Regions from separate parts of the Homo sapiens genome. Here region 1 is linked to region 2. A link is an interaction called in ENCODE POLR2A ChIA-PET data of the cell type or tissue named here. Cell type or tissue: A673. All regions are shown on one strand.

The links. ChIA-PET counts read pairs that join two places held together with the same protein. Peaks named below come from ENCODE experiments on the same cell type or tissue, not always from the same donor. Only the 100,000 strongest peaks of a DNase experiment are listed, where the experiment ranks them.
Region 1: POLR2A ChIA-PET joins it to region 2 with 8 read pairs; 2 of 35 experiments call an interaction of 5 or more read pairs at or near these places.

What each region holds. Positions count from the first base shown.
Region 1 is chr12:132,160,688-132,163,187 of GRCh38, forward strand. No RefSeq gene overlaps it. Among named protein-coding and RNA genes, the nearest start is that of NOC4L, 17 kb to the left of the region's middle. In A673, no CTCF peak of the experiment used is centred here; DNase peaks (open chromatin) are centred at 644 and 1,034.
Region 2 is chr12:132,371,778-132,374,277 of GRCh38, forward strand. No RefSeq gene overlaps it. Among named protein-coding and RNA genes, the nearest start is that of GALNT9, 43 kb to the left of the region's middle. RefSeq lists a silencer at 1,115-1,264. In A673, no CTCF peak of the experiment used is centred here; no DNase peak of the experiment used is centred here; H3K27me3 peaks cover 1,746 bases.

The DNA of each region.
Region 1 (2,500 bases), 210 kb before region 2:
CAGTGTCCACTGTCCCAGTGCGTGCGGCACGGTGGCGTGAGAGTTCACAGCCCAGTGCCCTCCGCCTGTCCTTGCAATACCTGTGCAAGGTGTGATCAAGAAGGAAGAGCCGGGTGCTGGCAGGTTCCCCCAGCTGGTGTCGGAGGACAGCCAGGCTCAGGAGCCCTGCGTGCCCATGTGGGAAGTGCCTGACAGCCCCACAGACGGGGCGGTGGAAGCAAGGCAGGCTGGATGGTGGCAGGACCTGGTGGCAGGACCTGGTGGCCAGAGGGGCCCGGAGACAGGGAGTGATCTTGGGACCGACTGTCCTCCTCCCACATTCCCCCAGCTCCTGGCCCCCTCTGGCCGAAGCCCCCGCCCTTCCCGTTCCCTGGGCCCTCATCTCTTCTCCTGCTGGCCGCCTCCCACCAGGCCTGCTCCACCGCAGGCCCTCCCCTGAGAGCTTCCCGCAGTCTCCAGCCTCAGATCCCGGCAAAAAGATTCCGTGTGGTGACCCCTGACCCCACCGATAAAGATGCTGCGGCCTCCAGCATCCTGGCTCTGCCCTGGACCCAGCTCCTCCCCACTCAGTTCCTCCCCACTCAGCTCCTCCTCCCTTAGCTCCTCCTCCCTCAGCTCCTCCTCGCTCAGCTCCTCCCCACTCAGTTCCTCCTTCCTCAGCTCCTCCCCACTCAGCTCCTCCTCCCTCAGCTCCTCCTCCCTCAGCTCCTCCTCCCTCAGCTCCTCGTCCCTCACCTCCTCCTCCCTCACCTCCTCCTCCCTCAGCTCCTCCTCCCTCAGCTCCTCCTCCCTCAGCTCCTCAGCTCCTCCTCCGTCACCTCCTCCTTCCTCAGCTCCTCCTCCCTCAGCTCCTCCTCCCTCAGCTCCTCCTCACTCAGCTCCTCCGCCCTCAGCTCCTCCCCACTCAGCTCCTCCTCACTCAGCTCCTCCTCCCTCAGCTCCTCCTCCCTCAGCTCCTCCTCTCTCAGCTCCTCCTCAGCTTCTCCTCCGTCACCTCCTCCTTCCTCAGCTCCTCCTCCCTCAGCTCCTCCTCCCTCAGCTCCTCCTCCCTCAGCTCCTCCTCCCTCAGCTCCTCCTCACTCAGCTCCTCCCCACTCAGCTCCTCCCCACTCAGCTCCTACTCCCTCAGCTCCTCCGCCCTCAGCTCCTCCTCACTCAGCTCCTCCCCACTCAGCCCCTCCTCACTGAGCTGTTCCTCGCACTGGACTCTGCGGCTGGGTCATCACTCCTCCCCACTCAGCCCCTCCCCACTCAGCCCCTCTTCCCTCAGCTCCTCTCCACTCAGCCCCTCCTCACTGAGCTGTTCCTCGCACTGGACTCTGCGGCTGGGTCATCAGAGGCCCTGCCCTGCCCTGCCCTCCACTGCGTGGAGACGCCACATCGTGAGAAAGCCGAAGCCCCACCATGGCTCATGACACCTGCCTCGGTTTTCTCAGCCTGGCTGTCTTGGGACCCCAGCAGCCACCTGAAGCCCCCATTTGGTGGGGCTGCATCCAGCCACCGCCAACCCACAGCATCAAGGAGGGAAGAAAACAGCGTTCCACAGCTCTGCCCTGGGGGCTGTCCTTCCCTGCCCTGGGACGGGAAACATGTGCCCTGCACAGATCCTCTCCTCTCTCCCCTCTCCTCTCTCCCCTCTCCCCTCCCCTCTCTTGTCTCCTCTCCCCTCTCCCCTCATCTTTTCTTTCTTTTTGGCAGACATAGGACACATTCCTCTCTGCTACTCTCAAATCCCCCTCGTCACACATTATTTTGTCACCTGCAGCTTCTGGCCTCCAGAACGACCCCCAGGATGCCCCCGGGCTCACACCGCCTGGCCCTCCCTCATGCCTGGGCTTGGTCGGAACTGCCAACACCTGGCACGAGAGGGTGCAGTGTATCCAGAATCCGGTCCTGAGGTGCTGTCCTGTCCTCCATGCTGTCCCCAGCCACCCCTCTCGGGTCACCAGCCGCCCTGCCGTGAGGAGGCTCGGGGAGGCCCGTGGGGAGGTGGGAGGCAGGTAGGAGCCAGGGAAGCAGCCTCCTGGGCCAGCCTGTGCTCTGCCTGCTTCCTGAGCTGTGGCCACTACAGAGCTGTTTATTTTTATTGATGTGGCAACTGCACTCTGAGGGAAATTACTGTGTTAGGAAATATTTCCCCGCTACCGCAGTCAATTTTGGTTTCATTTAAAATTCAAAAGCGGTGTTGGCCGCCTTCCCAGGCAGTGGGGGCACACAGAGTCCGAGTTGTCCCTGCCCTCCCAGCCCAGCTGGCTCCCGGGCAATGCAGCCACAGCAGACGCCTCATGGAGAGTGGGATCAGCCACCGAAGTCATGGGCAGGGCGGGGGCAGGGGCCCTTCTGAAATTCCTTCCCCAAACCCTCCCATTTGGGCCATGAGGGTGGATGTCGCCTTTTCTGGAAGGCGGGAAGCCCTTGCTGAGCATCCCCTCCATCCCGGTGCTTGGCTGCTGGTGAGCCCTGGCTCCGGAGCCATTGGGAGCTTCCCTGGGCCCTGACC
Region 2 (2,500 bases):
TTTTCTTTTTAGATGGAGTTTCACTCTGTGGCCCAGGCTGGAGTGCAGTGGCACAATCTCAGCTCACTGCAACCTCTGCCTCTTAGGTTCAAGTGATTCTCCTGCCTCAGCTTCCTGAGCAGCTAGAATTGCAGGTGTGTGCCACCACATCCAACTAATTTTTGTACCAGCTTTGTTCTTTTTGCTGGGAATTGCTTGGGCTATTCTGTGTCCTTTGTGGTTAAGAATGTTAATATTAAGATTATTAAGATCTTTTTAATGTTAAGATTTTTTTTTCTATTTCTGTGAATAATGTCATGGGTATTTTGATAGGAATTGCATTGAATCTGTAGACTGCTTTGGGTAGTATGGCCATTTTAACAATATTAATTCTGACCCATGAGCATGGGATGTCTTTCCATTTGTTTGTATCGTCTTCAATTTCTTTTACATGATTATAGAGACTGAGAAGTCCCACAGGCTGTCTGCACGCTGGAGAAACAAGGAAGCTGGTATCATGTCTCAGTCCAAGTCTGAAGTCCTCGGAACCGGGGAAGGTAATGGTGTGACTCTGAGTCCAAGGCTGAAGGCGTGAGAACAAGGGGTGGCGGATGCTGGCCAAGCCCTGGGGGCCAAAGGCCAGGGAACCTGGAGTTCTGGTCTCCAAGGGCAGGAGAAGAAGGGCATTCCTGGCTGAGCACGGTGGCTCACGCCTGTAATCCCAGCACTTCGGGAGGCCGAGACAGGCAGATCATGAGGTCAGGAGATTGAGACCACCCTGGCTAACACAGTGAAACCCCGTCTGTACTAAAAATACAAAAATCAGCGGGGCGTGGTGGCGGGTGCCTGTAGTCCCAGCTACTCAGGAGGCTGAGGCAGGAGAATGGCGTGAACCCGGGAGGCGGAGCTTGCAGTGAGCTGAGATCGCACCACCACACTCCAGCCTGGGCGACAGAGCAAGACTCTGTCTCTAAAAATAAAAAATAAAATAAGAAGGGCATTCCTGCTCCAGGAGAGAGAGAGAGAAAGAGAGGGTGAGAGAGAGAGAAAGAGAGGGCGAGAAAGAGAGACAGGAAGGAGGAGGCAGGGAGAGGAGGAGAGAGAGAGAGAGAGAGAGAGAGAGAGAGAGGGAATTCACCTTTCCTCCACCTTTTCGTTCTATCTGGGCCCCCAGCCGACTGGATGGGCTAGGGTGGAGCTTCTCCACTGGATGGGCGAGGGTGGAGCTTCTCCACTGGATGGGCGAGGGTGGAGCTTCTCCACTGGATGGGCGAGGGTGGAGCTTCTCCACTGGATGGGCGAGGGTGGAGCTTCTCCACTGGATGGGCGAGGGTGGAGCTTCTCCACTCTGTCCACCAACTCAGGCATCACGCAGACACATGCAGTAAGAATGCTTCACCAGCGTTCGAGGTATCCCTTAACCCAGGCAAGTTGATACCCAAAATTAACCATCACAGCCACTGAGGTTTGGCAGTAGCTTTTCCCTGCAGCGACCCCCAGCCTAGGTTGACTCGTACCCTGAAACAGCGAGGGAAGAGCTCCACATCCAGCAGGAGGAGACTGGCTGGATAAATGCGGTGTGTTTAAACAATGGCTACCCCTCCGGCATTTAAATCATGTTATAAAAAGTATAATGTATACAGAATCTATTACGTTTTTAAAATGTTACAAACTCATGCCCAGTATGTGCTCGGTTTTGTAAAATCGAGGCGAGTTATGTGGAATGCGTAACCGAAATGTAAAGTGTGATTTTCATGGAGCTACAGCTTTAGAGACAACACTTATTTTCTTTTTTATGCTTCAGTTTATTTTACAAGTTATCTACAATAAACATCAATTACTGACATAATCAGAAAAAGTTTGCTTTATTTTTCTACATGCGAAAGCACAAAGAACAATAAACATGTCACAGATGTGGCACATTTGCGCACAACCCCATTTTTAACACCGAGGACACCCCCGTCTCTCTGCTCTGCCCAGCCAGGTCCAGCGTCCTTGAGCCAAATCTCTGCAAATGTTCCAGTCAGGACAGATTAAGTTTCACCATAAACCAGCAGCTCATCTTTATTTCTAGGCAATTTATTTAAGAGCCTCCTAAAATCTACTAACTTCCAGGCCGAAAATCATTTAAAATCAAATGAGTTTCCTCGCCGATAAAACTTGAGATCATCCTTCAGCTTTGGAGATAATAGAACTGAGCGGTCATTTCCTCCCCGCGCTGAGGGAGCTGAGTGATGGAGAGGCGGCATAGGTCCTCCGAGGAGGCCCCGTGAGCCCCATGGCTGTTTCCCAACGCCAGCGGAAGAGGGAGGTTAGAGGCTCCCTCTGCTGTTATCCTGCGGGTGGAGGAAGCCCTGAGCATCCCCTCCAGCCCCTGAGGCCTGAGTCCTGGGGGGCCCCCCGCCCCCGCCAGCCCAGCCTGGCGTCAATCCCGCTTATGCATAGCCCAGACCACCCCCTGCCCAGCGAGCTCCCCTGAGGCTCTTCCTCGTGGCAAAAGAGATTCTCAGAGCCCTCTGCA